Regions from separate parts of the Homo sapiens genome. Here region 2 is linked to region 1. A link is an interaction called in ENCODE POLR2A ChIA-PET data of the cell type or tissue named here. Cell type or tissue: HCT116. All regions are shown on one strand. Each heading gives the region's core, and the rest is flanking DNA. Links, peaks and the distances in the headings are about the cores only. Region 1 overlaps TMPRSS9 (transmembrane serine protease 9). Region 2 overlaps GNG7 (G protein subunit gamma 7).

The links. ChIA-PET counts read pairs that join two places held together with the same protein. Peaks named below come from ENCODE experiments on the same cell type or tissue, not always from the same donor. Only the 100,000 strongest peaks of a DNase experiment are listed, where the experiment ranks them.
Region 2: POLR2A ChIA-PET joins it to region 1 with 6 read pairs; 3 of 35 experiments call an interaction of 5 or more read pairs at or near these places.

The regions. Positions count from the first base shown.
Region 1 is chr19:2,379,713-2,390,643 of GRCh38, reverse strand. It overlaps TMPRSS9 (transmembrane serine protease 9), which reads right to left. Exons shown (of 19, transcript NM_001395513.1): 2 at 717-883. The coding sequence starts at 858. Among named protein-coding and RNA genes, the nearest start is that of TMPRSS9, 25 kb to the right of the region's middle. In HCT116, for the core only: no CTCF peak of the experiment used is centred there; a DNase peak (open chromatin) is centred at 5,233; H3K4me3 peaks cover 1,392 bases; H3K27ac peaks cover 1,766 bases.
Region 2 is chr19:2,614,188-2,625,118 of GRCh38, reverse strand. All of the region lies in intron 2 of GNG7 (G protein subunit gamma 7), which reads left to right. Among named protein-coding and RNA genes, the nearest start is that of MIR7850, 11 kb to the left of the region's middle. RefSeq lists enhancers at 1-198, 2,943-3,142, 4,022-4,321, 5,654-5,948. In HCT116, for the core only: no CTCF peak of the experiment used is centred there; a DNase peak (open chromatin) is centred at 6,328; H3K4me3 peaks cover 941 bases; H3K27ac peaks cover 1,521 bases.

The DNA.
Region 1 (10,931 bases), core at 3,816-6,315:
GCTCCGATGGTCCTCCCGCCTCAGCCTCCCAAAGTGCTGGGATTACAGGCGGGAGCCACCACGCCCAACCCAGTTGCTCGGTTTTATAAAAATACTTTTGGGGCCGGGCGCGGTGGCTCATGCCTGTAATCCCAGCACTTTGGGAGGCTGAGGCGGGCGGATCATGAGGTCAGGAGATCGAGACCATCCTGGCTAACACGGTGAAACCCCGTCTCTACTAAAAATACAAAAAATTAGCCGGGGGTGGTGGCGGGCGCCTGTAGTCCCAGCTACTCGGGGAGGCTGACACAGGAGAACGGTGTGAACCCGGGAGGTGGAGCTTGCAGTGAGCCGAGATATCACACCACTGCACTCCAGCCTGGGCGACAGAGAGAGACTCCGTCTCAAAAAAAAAAAAAAACAAAAAAAAAAACTACTTTGGGTATTTTGCTGATTTGCCAAAATTTAAAACAAGGTCATTTCCCTGTCTCTGTTTCTCTGTCACCCCAGCTGTGAAAACTTCCTTCGGGAGCTTCTTTAGTCGGGAAAACTGACACACGTAGGAACTCATCTGCTCCACTCCCCGCCCACCCGCCTGGCCTAGGGCAGCCTTCATCTCCACGCCTAGACACTGCCCTTTGATTCCAGATGGCCAAGGAGACACCATCAAGTCACTTCCCGGTGACTTTGCACATGTCCCTTGTATTGCGAACCCAGCCAATCCCATAGCCACTTACCCAAAAGGACTCCCAGGGTGAGGACGACAAGGCTGGTGGCCACCACGCCAATGCTGGCCGCTCGACAGCACGCGGCATCCAGAGCGGGGACTTCCTTGGTTGTCCTGGGCACGAGGTGTACGTCAGCCACAGTGGGCTCCATGGCTCAGAGACACGCAGACAGCGAGCTGGATGCCACACAGCAAGACAGAAACACGGGGTCAGAGGCTGAAGGTGCTTCTCTTCCCATAAGCAAGGGTTGCAACTATACCCTTAAAAACGGCGGGGCGCGGTGGCTCACGCCTGTCATCCCAGCACTTTGGGAGGCTGAGGCAGGAGGACGATTTGAGGTCGGGAATTCCAGATCAGCCCGGCCAACATGGAGAAACCCCATCTCTACTAAAAATCCAAAATTAGCCAGGCATGTTGGTGCACACCTGTAATCCAGCTACCCAGGAGGCTGAGGCAGGAGAATCGCTTGAACCCGGGAGGCGGAGGCTGCAGTGAACCGAGATCACGCTACTGCACTCCAGCCCGGGTGACAGAGCGAGACTCCAAAAAAAAAAAAAAAAAAGACCAGATGCGGTGGCTTATGCCTGTAATCCCAGCACTTTGGGAGGCCAAGGTGGGTGAATCACTTGAGGTCAAGAGTTTGAGACCAGCCTGGCCAACATGGTGAAACCCCATCTCTACTAAAAATACAAAAAATTAGTCAGGCGTGGTGGTGGGCGCCTGTAATCCCAGCTACTCGGGAGGCTGAGGCAGGAGAATCGCTTGAACCCGGGAGGCGGAGGTTGCAGGGAGCTGAGATCACGCCACTGCACTCCAGCCTGGCGACAGAGCAAGACGCCATCTCAAAAAAAAAAAAAAAAGGTGGAACGTGACTGCTGGCTGGGCGGCTGTGTGAGGATGAGGACTCCCGTGGGTCGCTGCGGTCCATTGCTAGAAAGAGTAAGTCTGAAGTTCCCACAGCTGCTGTAACAAAGGACCCCACGCTTGGGGGCTTAGAGGGACACCGAGTTTTCGGCCAGGCGTGGTGGCTCACACCTGTAATCCCAGCATTGTGGGAGGCTGAGGTGAGAGGATTGCTCGAGCCCAGGAGTTTGAGACCAGCCTGGGCAATATAGTGAGACCCCCATCTCCACAAAAAATGAACAAAAATTAGCCAGATGTGGTGGCTCATGCCTGTAATCCTAGCCACTCAGGAGGCTGAGGCAGGAGGATCACTTGAGCCCAGGAGGTGGAAGCTGCAGTGAGCTGTGATTGTGCCACTGTACTCCAGCCTGGGTGACAGAGCCAGACCCTGTCTCAAAGAATTTAAAAATGGAATACTGATTGATTATCTCACAGTTCTGAAAGTCAGAAGTCTGAGATCCATCTTGCAGGGCTCACCATCGAGCTGTGGGCAGGCCTGGGCCCTTCTGGGGGCTCCAGGGGAGAATACGTTTCCCATCTTTACCAGCGTCTTAAGCCTCAGGGCCCCTTCTTCTCCCTTCACAGCCACAGTGCAGCCTCTTCCAGTCTCTCTTTCTCACCCTCCCGCCTCCTTTTTTGTTTGTTTTTGAGACAGGGTCTTTCTCTGTTGCCCAGGCTGGAGTGCAATGGTGTGATCACAGCTCACTGCAGCCTCCACCTCCTGGGCTCAAGCGATCCTCCCACCTCCGCCTCCTAGTAGCTAGGGCCACGTGTGTGCCACTATGCCCAGCTAATTAAGTTTTTTGTAGAGAGGGAGTCTTCCTATGCTGCCCAAGCTGGTCTCAAACTCCTGACCTCACGCGATCCTCCCACCTGGGCCTCCCAAAGTGCTGGGATTACCGGCGTGAGCCACCGCGCCCAGCCTGAGTGCCAGCTTTCGAAGGGAGGTGCATCAAAGAATTTGTGACCACAGACTCTTTTTCTGTCACACTCATCAACAACTCCTGTTGGCTAGTGTTCAAAAGAGATTCCTAATCCAGTCATTCCTCACCATCTGTGCAGCTACGGCTCTGGACAGCCCACCAGCATCCCGTCTGGAGGGACTGGCCTCTTTCCTCCCTCCCCTGCCCCTCTGTGAGCTGGTCACAGCCGTTAAGGGTGCCTTTGAAGTGTCCATCAGATTACATCATCCCTGCGACACACACACTAAAATCCCTCCAGCAGCCTAAAACCCAAAGTGCTCCTGACCTTCACACCCCACCCCTGATTTTTATTTTTTCTTTTTTAAAGAGAGAGAGAGTCTCTCTGTTGCCCATACTGGAGTGCTGTGGTGCGATCTCGGCTCACTGCAACTTCAAATTTCCGGGCTTAAGTGATCCTCCCACCTCAGCCTCCCATAGCTGGGACCACAGGTGTACGTCACCACGCCATGCTCATTTTCCTTTCTCCCTTCCCTTCCCTTTCTCCCTTCCTCCCTTCCTTTCCCTTCCCTTCCTTTCCCTTCCCTTCCTTTCCTTTCCTTTCCTTTCTTTTCTATTGAGATGGAGTCTTACTCTTGTTGACCTGGCTGGAGTGCAGTGGCACAGTCTCTGCTCACTGCAACCTCTGCCTCCCAGGTTCAAGCGATTCTCCTTCCTCAGCCTCCCCAATAGCTGGGATTACAGGCGCCCAGCACCACACCTGGCTAATTTTTATATTTTTAGTAGAGAGGGGGTTTTGCCATGTTGGCCAGGCTGGTCTCGAACTCCTGACCTCAGTTGATCCACCCACCTCGGCCTCCCAAAGTGCTGGGATTACAGGCATGAGCCACCTCACCCAGCCTCACTTTTCTATTTTTTTGTAGAGAGGGGAATCTTGTTATGTTGCCCAGGCTGGTTTTGAACTCCTGACCTCAGGTGATCCACCCGCCTTGGCCTCCCAAAGTGCTGGGATTACAGGCGTGAGCCACTGCACCCGGCCTCATTTTTCTGTTTTTTGTGGAGAGGGGATCTTGCTACATTGCCCAGGCTGGTTTTGAACTCCTGGCCTCAGGCAACCTTCCCTCCTCAGCCTCCCAAAGTGCTGGGACCACAGGTGCACTGTGCAGTGGCGTGATCTCACTACAAGCTCCGCCTCTCAGGTTCAAGTGATTCTCATGCCTCAGTCTCCCAAGTAGCTGGGACCACAGGCGTGTGCCATCACACCTGGCTAATTTTTGTATTTCTAGTAGAGATGGGGTTTCACCATATTGGCCAGGCTGTTCTCAAACTCCTGGCCTCAAGTGACCCACCTGCCTTGGCCTCCCAAAGTGCTGGGATGACAGGTGTGAGCCACTGTGCTGGCAGCAGTAAATATTTTCATGCTCACAAGGCAGTCAGGACTGTGTCCCTTCACTCTCCCATTGTCACGCTAAAGCAGCCGACCACGTGTAAAGAATTAGACACAACTATGTTCTCGTCACACTTTATGGACACTAAAATTCAAATCCTGGCTGGGTGCAGTGGCTCACGCCTGTAATCCTATCTTTGTTTTTTTGGTTTTTTTTTTTTTGAGACGGAGTCTTGCTCTGTCACCCAGGCTGGAGTCCAGTGGCGCGATCTCGGCTCACTGCAAGCTCCGCCTCCCAGGTTCACGCCATTCTCCTGCCTCAGCCTCCCAAGTAGCTGGGACTACAGGCGCCCGCCACCACGCCCAGCTAATTTTTTGTATTTTTAGTAGAGACGGGGTTTCACCATGTTAGCCAGGATGGTCTCAATCTCCTGATCTCGTGATCTGCCCACCTCAGCCTCCCAAAATGCTGGGATTACAGGCGTGAGCCACCGTGCCCGGCCAATCCCATCTCCTTAAGAGGCCGCGGCAGGACAATCGCTTGAGTCCAGGAGTTTGAGACCAGCCTGGGCAACATAGCAAGACCCCATGTCGACAGAAAATAAAAATTAAATTAGCTGGGCATGGTGGGGCACGTATCTGTGATCCCAGCTACTCAGAAGGCTGAGGTGGGAGGACTGCTTGAGACCAGGAGGTTGAGGCTGCAAGGACCTGTGATCACACCACTGCACTCCAGCCTGGGTGACAGAGCAACACCCAGTCTCTAGTAATAATAATAAAATGAAAAAATAATTCTGCAGACCAGATCTGGCTCTGGCCCACAGGATGTTGTTTCCTGACCCCTGGAATAGATACGTAATCTTTTTTTATTTTTTAGAGACAAGGTCCTGCTCTGTCACCCAGGCTGGAATGCAGTGGTGCTATCATAGCTCACTGCAGCCTCTACCTCGCAGGCTCAAACGATCCTCCTGCCTTAGATTCCAGAGTAGATAGGACTACAGGCATGCCACCACACCCGGTTAATTTTTTTATACTCTGTAGAGATTGGGGTCTCACTATGTTGTCCAGTCTGGCCTTGAACTCCTGGCCTCAAGTGATCCTCCTGCCTCGGCCTCCAGATGTGAGCCGCTGTACCCGGCCACCTCTCTGACCGTTTATAATCATTTGCCAGTCCCTGTTCCGGGTGTTCTCCCACTGATGAGTCATCACTAAGGCTTTGAAATGTAAAAGGATTTACAAGCATGAGTCCCAGAACATGGCCAGGTGGCAGCCATGTGCAACGGCAACACCGCAACGTTCATCCATGCTCCTGCCGCTTTCAGTCTCGTTGGAGCAGGGGATCCACCCATTTTCCGCGAGAAACTGCCTGTGTCGCATGGATCCCTAAGCAGAACTGGGCAGCTGTCGGCCCCTGAGGGATGTAACAGGACACCTGGGGCAGGCAGACTCCACCGGGAGCACTGGGATCCCTCCTCCTGGGATTCAAGCCCTGTGCGAGCCCCGCCCCCTCGAGCCCCGCCCCCTCGAGCCCCGCCCCCGCGAGCCCCGCCCCCCGCGAGCCCCGCCCTCCGCGAGCTCCGCCCCCTGCGAGCTCCGGCTGTGACCCCTTCTCACCAATGGATGGGCCAAGGTAGCCACGGTGGCCTCAGGTAATCCGCCCGCCTCGGCCTCCCAAAGTGCTGGGATTATAGGATTACAGGTGTAGGCCACCGCGCCTGGGCTTTTCTCTCTTTTTTTTTTTTTTTGAGATGGAGTTTGGCTCTGTCCCCCAGGCTGGAGTGCAGTGGCATGATCTCAGCTCACTGCAACTTCTGCCTCCCGGGTTCAAGCAATTCTCCTGCCTCAGCTTCCCGAGTAGCTGGGATTACAGGTGCATGCCACCACACCCAGCTAATTTTTTTTTTTTTTTTTTTTGACGGAGCCTTACTCTGTCGCCCAGGCTGGAGTGCGGTGGTGCGATCTTGGCTCACTGCAAGCTCCATTTCCCAGGTTCACACCATTCTCCTGACTCCGCCTCCTGAGTAGCTTGGACTACAGGCGCCCGCCACCACGCCTGGCTAATTTTTTGTATTTTTAGTAGAGACGGGGTTTCACCACGTTAGCCAGGATGGTCTCGATCTCCTGACCTCGTGATCCTCCCGCCTTGGCCTCCCAAAGTGCTGGGATTACAGGCGTGAGCCACCGCGCCTGACCACACCCAGCTAATCTTTGTACTTTCAGTAGAGATGGGGTTTCGCCATGTTGGCTGGTCTCGAATTCCTGACCCCGGGTGATCTGCTCGCCTCGGCCTCCCAAAGTGCTGGGATTACAGGCGGGAGCCACCACACCTGGTTCTCTAGCTTACATTCTTTTACTCTCGTGAGACCCCAAGAGACCTTAACCTCAAACTCTGCATGTTCTCAGTCTGCAGGGACGCCTTTCTCTGCAGAGGGTGGGGGATCACCTCCACATTGTCTGCAAAGGTGGATCTCATTGCCTCCCCTCCGCCTCAGCTCCCCTGGGATGCTGTGTCTGCTGCGTGGGCGGAGAATGATTCATGCCTGGCCTCCAACACACTTTTCCCCATTAGAAACCCACAGAAAAGGAAGCTGGGGGAACAATGCCATTCTGTTTCCCCGGGCGGGGTCCCCTGGACGTGCCCACGTGGCCGAGGGCTTCTCTGGAGGGAGTGGAGTTGCTCTGGACACCCGTGGGGATGAAAACCAGGCCTCGGTGGGCAGATAAGATACAGAACACCGCATGGAGCTTGAGTTTCAGACAATCAAACATCCTTTTGTAGCCTAAGTGTGTCCCTGGGATGGTTCAGTCTATGCAATACCTTGGCCGGGCTTTGGTTCTTTGGTCAAACATTATTCTAGCTGTTTCTGTGAAGGTAATTTTTAGATACAATTAACATCTATTTATTTATTTTTATTGTTTTGAGATGGGGGGGTCTCACTCTGTCCCCCAGGCTGGAGTGCAGTGGTGTGATCATAGCTCACTGCAGCCTCGACCTCCTGGGCTCAAGCGATCCTCCCACCTCAGCCTCCAGAGTAGCTGGAATATGGATGTGTACCACTATGCCAGCTAAGTTAAAAAATTTCTTTGTAGAGTCAGGGTGCAGTGGCTCACACCTGTAATCCCAGCACCTTGGGAGGCCGAGATAGGAGGATCACTGGAGCCCAGAGCTCAAGACCAGCCTGGATCATGTAGGGAGACCCTGCCTCTAAGAAAATTTTAAAAATCGTAATTTTTTTTTTTAGAGACGGGGTCTTGCTATGTTGCCCAGGCTGGTCTGGAACTACTGGCTTCAAGCCATCTTCCTGCCTCAGCCTCTCAAAGTGCTGAGAACCACTGCACCCACCCAGCCCAATTAACTTCTCCTTTTTTTTTTTTGACGGAATCTAGCTGTGTCACCCAGGCTGGAGTGCAGTGGTGCAATCTTGGCTCACTGCAAACTCTGCCTCCCAGGTTCAAGCAATTCTTGTGCCTCAGCTTCCCAAGTAGCTGGGATTACAGGTGCCTGCCACCATGCCTGGCTAATTTTTGTATTTTTAGTAGAGACGGGATCTTGCTATGTTGGCCAGGCTGGTGTGGAACTCCTGATCTCAGGTGATCCACCTGCCTCGGCCTCCCAAAGTGCTGAGATTACAGGCGTGAGCCACTGCGCCAAGCCCAATTAACATTTAAATCGGTAGATATTAAATAAAGCAGGTGACCCTCCATAATGTGGTGGGCCTCACCCAATCAGTCGAAGGCCTTAAAAGACTGAGGTTCCCCAAGAGGAAGGAAATCTGCCTCCAGATAGCCTTTGGGCTTGAGACTGCAGCATCAGCTCTTCCCTAGGTCTCTGGCCTGCCCTGCAGATTCCAGACCTGCAGCCCCTCAATGGTATGAGCCAAATCCCTAAAATAAATCTCAATCTGTGTGTGTGTACATGTGTGAGTCTGTGTGCGGGTGTGCATCTGTGTGTGCGTGTGTGCATCTGTGTATGTGTGGATGTGTGCGTTTGTGCGTATGTATCTGTGTGCATGTGTGCTTTTGTGTGTGCATGTGTGCATGTGTGTATGTGTGCACGTGTGCATGTGTGTATGTGTGCATGTGTGGTCTGTGTGTACGTGTGCATTTGTGTGTGCATGTGTCTGTGTGTGTGTGCATGTGCATCTGTGTGTGCATCTGTGCGTATATGTCTGTGTATCCACTCAATTGGTCCTGTTTCTCTGAAGAATTCTGTCTCTAATCTGTATTTTAGTATAAGTATGTCTCTCTTGTGCAAAATGTAGGACATTCTCCGACTCCTACTAAAAAAATGTTTTGACCGGGCGCGGTGGCTCACGCCTGTAATCCCAGCACTTTGGGAGGCCAAGGTGGGAGGATCGCCTGATGTCAGGAGTTTGAGAACAGCCTGGCCAACATGGCGAAACCCCATCTCTACCAAAATAAAAAAATTAGCCGGGCATGGTGGCACATGGTTTCTTGGGAGGATGAGGCAGGAAAATCACTTGAACCTCAGAGGCAGAGGTTGCAGTGAGCACTCCAGCCTGGGCAACACAGAGTGAGACCCTGTTTAAAAAAAAGAAACGTTTTGGTTGTTAATCTGAAATTCTGGCTGGGTGCTGTGGCTCATGCCTGTTATCCCAACAGTCTGGGAGGCTGAGGCAAGTGGATCACCTGAGGTCAGGAGTTCGAGACCAGCCTGACAACATAGTGAAACCCCGTCTCTACTAAAAATACAAAATTAGCTGGGCGTGATGGCACACGCCTGTAATCCCAGCTATTTGGGAGCCTAAGATAGGTCAATCTCTTGAACCCAGGAGGTGGAGGTTGCAGTGAGCTGAGATTGCGCCACTGCACTCAAGCCTGGGCGACAGAGCGAGACTCCGTCTCAAAATAAATGAATGAATGAATGAATGAATGAATGAATACATATCTGAAATTCTAATGTCTCCGAGGGTGCTAAATGTTTTATTGTTGAGTCTGGCAACCCTATGCTGGGGCCCAGCCAGAATGTTCCCTCCTCAGGGGAACGTGTTCCTCTGGGAACAGCCACTCCATGCCTGGCCGCTACCATCCAGAGCCAATGAGAAAGGAGAGATGTACCAGGGTGGCGGGGAGTGAGGCAGGGGCGGCATGGAGCAAGGCAGGGGCAGCGTGGAGCGAGGCAGGGGCGGTGGGGAGGCAGGGGCAGCGGGGAGTGAAGCTGCACCACACTTTCCCATTTACTCTTACGCTTGAGTTGAACTGCCTTCAGACGAGCCAGAGAATCTCCAAGAATCACTTGATGGATGGTTTAGAAACAAAAGACACCGAGATTCACTTCTGTGATTAGAGCTGGAAAGGCACATTTAGAGTATGAGCTCACTCCCCAACACACACACACACACGCACACACACACACAGTGTTCATTCAACCCCAGCTGCCTCTGCTGACCCTGCCCCGCGGGTTTTCTAAGGATTCCTGTGTTCTCTAAATGGTCTTGTCATCACCATTATTGGTTCACAGAAAGAACTCCACAGCTATTTAGCATCAAACATAGAAGCGCCATTCATTTCACTCTCTCCATCCAGCCAACCTTTACGATGGGCCAGGCCTGGCTGCGTCGAACCCTGAATGAGACAGATACGATTCTCTGAGCTCAGAGAGCTTCAATCCAAGTGGAAGAGGCCCAGATCCATTAACATGATGCTACAAGAATGGCTCAAAACTAGAAGCACAACCAGAAACTTTGAATCTGTGTACAGGGGTCTTTGATTTAGACACGCCGTCAGGGGAGGGTTTTCTGAGAGAGTGATGAGTTATTCAAGTTCGGAAGGATAAATAGGAATTGAGTAAGCCTCCAGTGGAAGGAACGGATCCTACATGGCAGGGATAAAGTATCTAGAATCCCTGTGGCAGAAGTAAGGAAGTCAAGGCTATTGTAGAGAAACTGTATTAGTCAGCTATTGCTGTGTAACAAATCAGCACAAACTTAGCAGCTTCAAACAACATGCACTTGTTACCTCCTCACTTCCTGGGGTCAGGATTCTGACAGGGTTTAGCTGGGCCTTCTGCTCAGCATCTCATGAGGCTGCAATCCAGGTGTTAGCTGGGCTGCATTCTCATCTGAGGCTTGACTGGGGAAGAATCCACTGTCTTTTTTTTTTTTTTTGGTGGAGTCTTGCTCTGTTGCCCAGGCTGGAGTGCAGTGGCACAACTTTGGCTCACTGCAACCTCTGCCTCTCAGGTTCAAGTGATTCTACTGCCTCAGCTTCCCCAGTAGCTGGGATTACAGGTGCATGCCACCATGCCTGGCTAATTTTTTTTTTTTATTTTTAGTAGAGACGGGGTTTTGCCATGTTGGCCAGGCTGGTCTTGAACTCCAGACCTCAAACGATCCACCCACCTTGGCCTCCCAAAGTCCTGGGATTACAGGCATGAGCCACTGTACCTGGTTTTTTGTGGGGTTTTTTTGTTGTTTTTTTTTAAGACAGGGTTTCACTCTGTGACCCAGGCTAGGGTGCAGTGGCACAATTGTAGCTCATTGCAGCCTCGATTTCTTGGGCTCAAATGATCCTCTTGCCTCAGTCTCATGACTCTCTGCATGATTCTCCCACTAAGTGGGAGCTGAGAGCATAAACAGTCATACAACACCAGCAAGGTCCAAAATGGCAGCCACTGGCCCCATGTGGCTATTAAAACTAAAGTTAATTACAACCAGCCAGGTGCAGTGGCTCATGCCTGTAATCCCAGCACCATGGGAGGCTGAGGCACTATGGGAGGCTGAGCACTATGGGAGGTCGAGACCAGCTTGGGCAACATAATAAGACCCCATCTCTATAAAAAATAGAAAAAGTAGCTGGGCATGGTAGCATGCACCTGTAGTCCCAGCTACTCTTGAGGCTGAGGATCAGTGAGCCAAGGAGGTCGAGACTACAGTGAGGTGTGATTGTGCCACTGCACTTGAGATGGGCAAGAGAAAAGAAAGAAAGAGAGAAAGAAAGAGAGAAAAGAGAGAATGAGAGAGAGAGAGAGAGAGAAAGAGAAAAAGAGGAAGG
Region 2 (10,931 bases), core at 5,380-7,879, 230 kb before region 1:
CCAGCCTGGCGACAGAGCAAGATCTTGTCTCAAAAGAAAGGAAGAGGTCTAGAGGCCCCAGGGGACAACACATGCACCCTCGGCACAGGGCCCGAGCCCCCAGGGAGGTAAACCACAGGCGTCCACCCCTGCCTGGGGTCCGGCTCTGCACCCACAAGGAAAGGTGACAGCCAGGAGATGGCTTCTGTGCCCTGAGCTGACCTTGTCTTCCTGTCTCAGGGCAGGAGTGGCCCAGCCCACAGCGTGGAATTCTGCAAGCTCAGTAAACACCCTGGAGCCTGTGGGATGGGCTGGAGGGGCTCGGGCCCCTGTGCCCGCCTGCCCTCTGCCTGGGGGTAATTACCAGAAAGCCTCCCTCCTTCCCTCCTTCCCAGAAGGCACTGCTGGGCTCAGCCTCCTGCAGGTCAGGAGCTGCTAGGAATAGCCGCCAGGGCTGGCAACAGGTCACAGTCACTGCTCCGGAGACGAGAGGCCTGCTGTGCTGTGGCACCACCGGCAACCAGACAGAGGTGGAGCTCTGCCTGAGAGCCACTGGAGCACCTTTCTTTCTTTCTTTTCTTTTTTTCTTTTTCTTTTTTTTTTTTTTTTTTGAGACGGAGTCTCGCTGTCTCCCAGGCTGGAGTTAAGTGGCACAATCTCGGCTCACTGCAAGCTCCGCCTCCCGGGTTCTCGCCATTCTCCTGCCTCAGCCTCCGGAGTAGCTGGGACTACAGGCGCCCACCACCACGCCCGGCTAATTTTTTTTGTATTTTTATTGGAGACGGGGTTTCACCATGTTAGCCAGGATGGTCTCGATCTCCTGACCTCGTGATCCTTCCACCTCGGCCTCCCAAAGTGCTGGGATTACAGGCGTGAGCCACCGCGCCCGGCCCTTTCTTTCTTTTTTTAATTGTGGTAAAATATATGAAACATAGTATTTACCATCTTAGCCATTTCTAAGGGCTCAGTTCAGTGGCATTAAGCACATTTGCATGGTGCTGCACCCATCACCACCGTCATCTCCAGAACTTTCCATCTTCCCAGACTGAATCTCTGTCCCCGTGAAACACTTGCTCCCCGTCCCCTTCCCAGCCCTTGGCACCCCCCATCCTGCTTCCCTTGTACTGTTCGCTCATGTTCACAGCAGCCAAAAGGTGGAAGCAACTCAAGCGTCCATCAACAGATGGACTGTCTCTGTGAATCTGACGGCTCTAGGGACCTCCTAGGCGTGCAGTCACACAAGATTTGTCCTTTTCTTTTAGATGCAGTCTCGCTCTGTGGCCCAGGCTGGAGTGCAGCGGTGCGACCTCGGCTCACTGCAACCTCCGCCTCCCAGATTCAAGCAATTCTCCTGCTTCAGCCTCCTGAGTAGCTGGAATTACAGGCACCTGCCACTATGCCCGGCTAATTTTTGTATTTTTAGTAGAGATGGGGTTTCACCACATTGCCCAGGCTGGTCTCCAACTCCTGACCTCAAGTGATCCACCTGCCTTGGCCTCCCAAAGTGCTGGGATTAAAGGCGTGAGCCACCACACCTGGCCAATTTGGTTTTTTGTGTCTGGGTTCTCTCACTGAGCGTGACGTCCTCAAGGTGCATCCGTGTTGCAGCCTGTGTTGGGATTCCCTTCCTTTTCATGGCTGAGTAATATTCCATCATACAGATGCACCATGCTGTTTATCTGTCCATCTGTTGATGGACGCTTGGATTGATTGCTTCCACCTTTTGGGTGCTGTGAACATGAGTGAACAGTACAAGTATCTGTCCGAGCCCCTCCTTGCAATTCCTTTGGGTAAGGAACACCTTGTTTATTTGTTTTCTTGAGACCTGGTCTTGCTCTGTTGCCCAGGCTGGAGTGCAGTGGCACGATCACAGCTCACTGCAGCCTCAAATGCCCATGCTCAAGCGATCCTCCCATCTCAGCCTCCAAAGTAGCTGGGACTACAGGTGCACCACCACGCCTGGCTAATTATTTTTTTGTAGAGATGGGGTCTGGCTATGTTGCCCAGGCTTGGAACACCCCGTTTGTTCTGGGTTTGATACTACAGCCCAACCTGTGGTCACCTTTTTGCCTCCTGGGACACAGAAGAGCTCAGACTGAGCCTGGGTGTTGAGGACCTTAGCCGGAAAGTGGCTTCTCCCTCACCCACCCTCACTTGGCCACACACCCCCAGGAAGAAGGACCAATGTTTTCTATCAGTGGCCGTGCCCGGGGTGTCAGAGCTCTAGTGGTATAAATGATACACGGTGAAAGTGAAAACAAAGCCCTCCTCTCTGCCACGTTGCTCTCGCATTGAGCTCCCTTTCCCGGAAGCCCCCTCTCTGCCGCGTTGCTCGCATTGGGTTCCCCATCCCGGAAGCCTCCCTCTCTGCCGCGTTGCTCGCATTGGGTTCCCCATCCCGGAAGCCTCCCTCTCTGCCGCGTTGCTCGCATTGGGTTCCCCTTCCCGGAAGCCCCCTATCTGCCGCGTTGCTCGCGTTGGGTTCCCCTTCCCGGAAGCCCCCCTCTCTGCCGCGTTGCTCGCGTTGGGTTCCCCTTCCCGGAAGCCCCCCTCTCTGCCGCGTTGCTCGCGTTGGGTTCCCCTTCCCGGAAGCCCCCTCTCTGCCGCGTTGCTCGCATTGGGTTCCCCTTCCCGGAAGCAGCTGGTGTTGCCAGTTTCGGGGGCTTTCCCTGGAGATGGGCTGAATCCCCAGCCCTCATTACTGACCATTGACTTCTGCAGGGCTTATCCCGCACCCTTTGCAAGCTTAAAAACCACCAGGAGCCGGGCGCGGTGGCTCATGCCTGTAATCCCAGCACTTTGGGAGGCCGACACAGGCGGATCACAAGGTCAGGAGATCGAGACCATCCTGGCTAACATGGTGAAACCCCGTCTCTACTGAAAATACAAAAAATTAGCCGGGTGTGGTGGCGGGCGCCTGTAGTCCCAGCTACTCAGGAGGCTGAGGCAGGAGAATGGCGTGAACCCGGGAGGCAGAGCTTGCAGTGAGCCGAGATCTCGCCACTGCACTCCAGCCTGGGTGACAGAGCAAGACTCCGTCTCAAAAGAGAGAGAAAAAAAAAAAAAGTTGATGAGGGTTTTGGGCAGGCAGAGGGAATCGAACTCACTCCTCCGTGGTGATCAGCATGAAGGAAGGGGAGAGAAAAGGGGCAGACGAGCCTCTTGTGGCTGCCATAACAGGTGACCACAGACCCGGAAGTATCAATCCGCAGACGTGTGTCCTCTCACGGTTCTGGAGGGCAGAAGTACTAAACCAAGCTGTCTGCAGAGCTGTGCTCCCCTGGGCGCTACAGGAGAGGATCCTTCCGCGTCCTCTGGCTTCTGGGGGCTCTGGCAAACCTGGCTTGTGCTTACCGTCGAATTGCTCCAGTCTCTGCTTCTGTTTTCTGCTGTCTCTCTGTGTCTCCTTCTTTGTTTTTGTTTGTTTGTTTGTTTGTTTGTTTTAGATGAGGTCTTGCTCTGTCACCCAGGCTGGAGTGCAGTGGTGCCATCTTGGCTCACTGCAACCTCTGCCTCCCAGGTTCAAGCAATTCTCCTGCCTCAGCCTCCCGAGTAGCTGGGATTACAGGCGCGCACCAACACGCCCGGCTAACTTTGTGTTTTTAGTAGAGATGAGGTTTGTCCATGTTGGTCAGGCTGGTCTCGAACTCCTTATCTCAGGTGATCTGCCCACCTCGGCCTCCCAAAGTGCTGGGATTACAGGAGTGAGCCACTGTGCCCAGCCATTTTTCTTTAATTAATTTTTTGTGTCTGGAGTCTTGCTGCTGTGTTGCACAGGCTGGAGTGCAGTGGCAGCATCATAGCTCACTGCAGCCCTGAAATCCTAGGGCTCAAGCAATCCTCCCGCCTCAGCTTCCCGAGTAGCTGGGACCACAGGTGTGGACCACCACATCCAGCTTCAACATAAGTTTTAAGCAAATGCAATTAGTCCGTAACAGTCATTTTCCGAGGTTCCCCGTGGACAAGAATTTTGAAGGGACGTCACTAAACCCCTTGCAAGGGAAGTGAGCTTTACTCAGGTCTCAGGAAGCTCCTGGGGTGTGCAGGAAGGGGCGAGGTCACCCCAGGAGGAAGGCGCTGTGCTAAGGAAAGGTGACTGTTGATGGGGCCCCCGTTTGCAGAAACCTGTATGAGTCGTACCACCTCTGTGTAATCTGCCACCTTCAGAGCGCCTGCAGGAAGGCGGCCACGTCACCCCTTTTATAAATGAAACTGGAAGCTCAGGCTGGGAAACCCAAGGTCACAGAACCCAGCCTCAAAGGCAGCCAGCATTTCCACCGCAGGAGTCTGTTCTCTGCACAGAGCTGTCTTGCTCTGTTGCCCGGAGCCAGAGTGCAATGGCACGATTTCGGCTCACTGCAACCTCCACTTCCCGGGTTCAAGCAATTCTCCTGCCTCAACCTCCCAAGTAGCTGGGATTACAGGCGCACAACACCACGCCCAGCTAACTGGCCGACCCACGTTGGCTGGGGGTGCTGACGGCATAAGCTCACCCCTAGGTCCCTCTAGGGTGGCCGATGACAGGACCCTAAGAAGCTCACCCCCAGCTGGGATGTTTCGTTGAAAATCTTCTCTTTTGCCTTTAGTTGCTTGAAAACATTGGACTCATACCCAAGAGCTTTCTAATTGGTTTCGATAGGAAACGGTTCTGAGGTTTCGCCTTTTTTAATATCCTGTTGGTCTGAGACTGGAGTGGCCCCTGGGGTGGCAGGTTTCCCGGTGCATGGGCCCAGCTCTGGTGTGTGGGTTGGGGGATCAGGACAGAGGTTTGTGAGGGGGGCAGTGACCTGCCTGCAGAGAGAGGGGTCGGGACGACGGCCTGTAGCCAGGGTGCAGGGGGATCTGCCTTTCTTTCATTCTACAGGGTCCTCTCCTCTCCCCTCCCCTCCCCTCCCCTCCCCTCCCCTCCCCTCTCCTCTTTTCTTTTCTGTTTTTGAGACAGAGTTTTGCTCTTGTTGCCCAGGCTGGAGTGCTATGGCGCGATCTCGGCTCACTGCAACCTGCAACCTCTACCTCCCGGGTTCAAGCAATTCTCCTGCCTCAGCCTCCCAAGTAGCTGCGAATACAGGCGCGCACCACCATGCCTGGCTAATTTTGTATTTTTAGTAGAGACGGGGTTTCTTTATGTTGGTCAGGCTGGTCTTGAACTCCCGACCTCAGGTGATCCGCGCCCCCCCCTCGTCCTCCCAAAATGCTAGGATTAGCTTTATTGAGATATAACTGACACAGCGTAAAACTCACCCTTTAAAAATGTGCAGCTCAGCGGTTTTTACATTCACAGAGTTGTGCAACCATCTCCTTTATCTAATTCCGGAACATCCTATCACCCCCAAAAGAAGCCCTGTCCCCCATGAGCAGTCACTCCCCATCTCCCCCCGGCAGCCCTGCCACACACGCATCCCCTCCCTGTCCCCATGGATGGGCCTGTCCTGGACATTTCGTAGAAATGGGATCACACACTGCGTGGCCCTCTGTCTCTGGCTCCTTTCATAGAGTGTGATGTCCTCAAGGTCCATCCACACTGTGGCCGGCATCAGAGCCTTGTTCCTTTTCATGGCTGAGTCCTGCTCCATGGTGGCGTTTGCTGTACCAGGTGGGACAGAATGGACATTTCAGTGGTCCTCCGATGTCTGACCTTGCCCTTCACCCTGATTAGGGCTCAGCCTTACTATAAACAAATACTTGCTATGAACTTACTATGTGCGAGGCCTGGGGTAGCAAACTTTTCTGCAGAGATCCAGATGGCAAATGTTTTAGCCTTTGCAGGCTGGACAGTCTCTGCCTGCCATTGTAGCGGGAAAGCCACCACAAGCAATATGTCAACAAGTGGGTGTGGCCGTGTGCCAATAAAACTTTATTTACAAAAACACACAGTCAGCTAGATGTGGTCCAGGGGCCGTAGTTAGCTAACCCCTGGCTTAGGACAAAGGTTCTCAAACTCTCTGGTCCTGACGATTATTCCAAGGAGCTTTTGTTTATATGCCTTCTACTTACGGATATTTGTTGAATTTGAAATCAAAACTGAGAAAATGTCAATCAAATAGGTATTCATTCATTTTAAAATAGCAATTATAAGCTCTCAGGGTAGCCAGAATGACATTTTTTGTTTGTTTGTTTTTCATGGATAGTAACCGTTTTCTTAAAGAGACAAACAAAAAAGTTCATGGAAATACCAAAGAAAGACCAAGAAACTGAGAGCCCAGAGGAACCCACGGAGATGGGACGGTCAGATGCCACATGGGCTCCTGGATGGGGTCACAATGGGGCAGGAAAGGTCGTGAGGGGAAAACTGAGGGAAGCTGAATCGCTGTGGCATTTGGTTACTAGGAAGGTGCCAGCGTTCCCCAGCTGTGAGCAATGCCCTGTGGTTACACAGGGTGGCCCCTGAAGAGGAAGCTGGTGAGGCGTGGGCGGGGACTCTCTCTTTGCAACTTTCCTGTAAATCTAAAATTACTCCAAATAAAATTGTTTATTAAAAAAAAAATAGAACAGGCTGGGCACGGTGGCTCACGTCTGTAATCCCAGCACTTTGGGAGGCCGAGGCGGGTGGATCATTTGAGGTCAGGAGTTCGAGACCAGCCTGGACAACATGGCGAAACCCCGTCTCCACTGAAAATACAAAAATTAGGTGGGTGTGGTGGCACGTGCCTGTAATCCCAGCTACTTGGGAGGCTGAGGCAGGAGAATCGCTTGAACAGGGGAGGTGCAGGTTGCAGTGAGCTGAGGTTGCACCACTGCACTCCAGCCTGGGCAACAGAGTGAGATACACACACACACACACACACACACACACACACCACACACATACAGGTAGAAAAGAGAAAAATGTGGCTGAGAGCTTTGCAAGGGGCATGGGTGAGGAGTAATCTGTGTCCTCAGTGCCCTGGGGTTGGCAGGGATTTGGGCAAGATGGAGAAGCTGGTGAGTGGAAGAGTAGATGGAAGGCCAACCCGTCGGTCAGTCGCAAATATTGACCCGACACTCACTGTGTGCCAGGGACAGCCTAGGTGCTGGGGGCCCAGCCTGATACAGGTGGAATCAAGTCCTGTTCTCAGGGAGCATGTGTCACACAGAGACAGCACATGCCCAGACACACTGGCAAACCAAACAGAGGGTCTTAGAAGATAAGGAAATAGTCACGCCTGTAATCTCAGCGCTTTGGGAGGCCGAGGTGGGAGGATCACTTGAGGCCAGGAGTTTGAGACCAGCCTGGGCAACATAGCAGGACCGTATCTCTACAAAACATTTAAAAAATTAGCCGGGCATGGTGGTGCACACCTGTAGTTCCAGCTGCTCTGGAGGCTGAGGTAGGAGGATCACTTGAGCCCAGGAGGCTGAGGTTGCGGTGAGCTGTGACTGCACCACTGCACTCCAGCCTGGGCAACAGAGCAAGACCCTATCTCAAAAAAAAAAAAAATAAAAAGGAAAAGACAAAATAGGATGAGGTGGCACCAAGAGGAGAGAGTCTGTGCCACGTGGTGTCCAGGAAGGTCTCTAAGGAGGGGACATCCTTGCCAACCCCTGCAGGATGGGGAGGAGCATTGAAGGCAGGAGGAAGGACATTCCGGAGGGCTCCCTGGAAGCGGAGGTCTGGGAGCCACGGGAGGGGACCCAGGCCAGGTCTTTGAGGGCTGGAGGTGGAGAGGAGGATGGGGAGAAGAACAGTCTGAAGCATCATGGCAGAATGTCCTTGGTCTGAGGTGACCTAGTGTGGCTTCTTGATCAGATTGATGGGGTCCTCAGAGCTCACAGCCCAAGGCAGGGTCAGAGCTGCAGGGCTGGGCCGGGCTCAGTGCCTGGATGGCTGGTGAGCTCTGCCTCCCTGAAAGATCCAGTTTCTGGTCCAGGCCAGCGGTTCTTAAGTGGGACAGGTTTGCCTCCAGGGGACTCTGGGTGATATCTGGGGACATCTGTGGTTGTCACGACTGGAGATGCTCCTGGCATGGAGTGGGTGGGGGTCAGGGACGCCACTCAGCACCCTGCAGTGCACCAGGATGGCCCCATCCCAGAGAATGATCCAGCCCTGAACGTCAGAGACTTTGGGTTAACGGAATGTAATTAGGCTGAAATAAGCTAAAGTTTTTCCGATAGTCACGTGCTGGGCAGCACACTGGTGGAAGGCTGGTGCAAAGCTTTCATGCCAGAACCTTCTGATTCCAAGACACTTTCATTCACAGTCACCTGCATGACCAGGGAGGCGGAGCTGCACTTATCCCGTGACCCCAGATGAGGAAACAGTCAGAGGAAGAGGCGGGCAGAACCCGGGCCCCACTGCTCTTGGCAGCTCTTGGAAACATCCTCCCCTAGGGCCCTGGTCACCAGCCTTGCCCAAGAACCCACCAGCTATATTTGTCTGGTTTTTTTTTTTGAGATGGGGTTTTGCTCAGGCTGGAGTGCGATGGCGTGATCTCGGCTCACTGCAACCTGCAACCTCTGCCTCCCGGGTTCAAGCAATTCTGCCTCAGCCTCCTGAGTAGCTGGGATTACAGGCACCCGCCACCATGCCCGGCTAATTTTGTATTTTTAGGAGAGACGGGGTTTCTCCCTGTTGGTCAGGCTGGTCTCAAACTCCTGACCTGAGGTGATCCGCTCGCTTTGGCCTCCCAAAGTGCTGGGATTATAGGCATGAGCCACCACACCCAGCCTTTCTTTGTTTGTTTTTTAATAGAGATGGAGTCTCTAGCCTGGCTAACATGACAAAACCTCATCTCTACTAAAAATACAAAAATTAGCTGGGCACGGTGGCACACGCCTGTAATCCCAGCTACTCGGGAGGCTGAGGCAGGAGAATCGCTGGAACACGGGAGGCAGAGGTTGCAATGAGTCGAGATCGTGCCATTGCACTCCAGCCTGGGCAGCAGAGCGAGACTCCGGCTCAAAATAATAATAATAAATTAGAGATGGGGTCTCACTATTTTGCCCAGGCTGGTTTTGAACTCCTGAGCTCAAGGGATCCTCTCGCCTCAGCCTCCCAAAGCACTGGGATCACAGGTGTGAGGTGCCATGCCTGGCCCACACCAGCTGTGTTTAATCAATGCTGGGCAGCCCTGCAGCTTGGTGACATCAGTGGGCCACTGGCTACTGGGTGTTTTTTCCATCCTGCCCTGTTCCCTGCTGGCACCAGGGGAAAAAGGCCCATACAGGAGTCTGTTCCAGGTCACCAGATCCTGGGGTGGCCCGTAAGGATTTGAAGGGGACAGGAGGCGCCCCTTTGCCGAGGCCCTTCACTGTGTCAGGCACATTGCTGGCTGCCGTGGGTGCACAATCTTAGGGAACCCTCCTGCCTCCTCCGCCTTGCTGCTTCCTTGCAAAGAAAATTTCCCACTGCAGAGGGCAGCTTAATTGCTCAGCAGTGGCTCTTCAGAATCTCACAGATGGGCCAGGCGTGGTGGCTCATGCCTGTAATCCCAGCACTTTGGGAGGCCGAGGCGGGCAGATCATGAGGTCAGGACATCGAGACCATCCTGGCTAACATGGTGAAACCCCATGTCTACTAAAAATACAAAAAAATTAGCCAGGCGTGGTGGTGGGTGCCTGTAGTTCCAGCTACTCTGGAGGCTGAGGCAGGAGGATCACTTGAGCCCAGGAGGCTGAGGTTGCAGTGAGCTGTGACTGCACCACTGCACTCCAGCCTGGGCAACAGAGCAAGACCCTATCTCAAAAAAAAAAAAAAAAAAAAAAAAAACCGGAAAAGACAAAGAAAATAGGATGAGGTGGCACCAAGAGGACAGAGTCTGTGCCACGTGGTGTCCAGGAAGGTCTCTAAGGAGAGGACATCCTTGCCGACCCCTGCAGGATGGGGAGGAGCATTGAAGGCAGGAGGAAGGACATTCTGGAGGGCTCCCTGGAGGCGGAGGTCTGGGGGAGCCTGAATGGTGGGAACCTGGGAGGTGGAGTTTGCAGTGAGCCGAGATCGCGCCACTGCACTCCAGCCTGGGCGACAGAGCGAGACTCCGTCTCAAAAAAAAAAAAAAGAGTGTCACAGATGGCACCTTCAGACCAGACAGTGGCCGCCCAGTACCCCGAAAGTGGCCTAGAAAGCGGGGCTATTCCACACACCTTGCCCAGCCCAGCACTGAAGCCAGGGAAGGAGGGCTTGGGCAGGAGCCGCGGCACAAATCACAGCTGCAAGTTCTGGCTCTGCCAATGGCTACGGGGTGACCTTCAACAATCAGCTGCCTGCCTCCTGCCTCAGTGCCTTGTTTAAAAGCTGAGGAACGCCTTGGCATTGAGAATTGATGTGTGATGCAAGATGGGGCAGCCGCCTTGGAAACCAGTCTGGTGGTTCCTCAAAAGGCTGAACGCGGAGTCGCCACATGACCCAGCAATTCCGCTCCTAGTTATCTGCCCAGAGGAATTGGAAGCAGGTGTTCAAATAGAACCTTGCCACAAATGTTCATACAGTACGATTCACAATGGCTAAAAGGTGGAAATGACCCAAGTGTCCGTCCGTGGGTAAATAGATAAACAGCGTGGCCCTCCACACACTGGAACGAGACTCAGCCGTGAACGAGACTCTGACCCAGGCCACGTGCAGCCTGGATGCCCCTTGAGGATGTCACACTCAGTGAGAGATGCCAGATCCAAAAGGCCACACAGTGTGTCATCCTATTTCTATGAAATGTCCAGGACAGGCCAGTCTAGAGAGGCAGGAAGGGGATGTGTGGGTGCCAGGGGCTGGGGAGGGGGATGGGAAGTGACAGCTGATAGGGATGGGGTGTCTTTTTGGGGGGCTGAGAATGTTCTAGAGCTAGCTAGAGATGATGGCTGCACGAATGCCACTGGATGTCTGGAAAGGGAGCTTTTTTGTTGTGTGCATTTCACCACACATGTGCCTGAGACCCGACGTGCAGGGCCCCCCTGCGGGTACACAGAGGGCAGGGAGAGGGTGCTAGGGAAAGTCGCCGCACCTGCTTTCTGGCGACCATGCTCAGGCTGTAGCTGGGGGAACT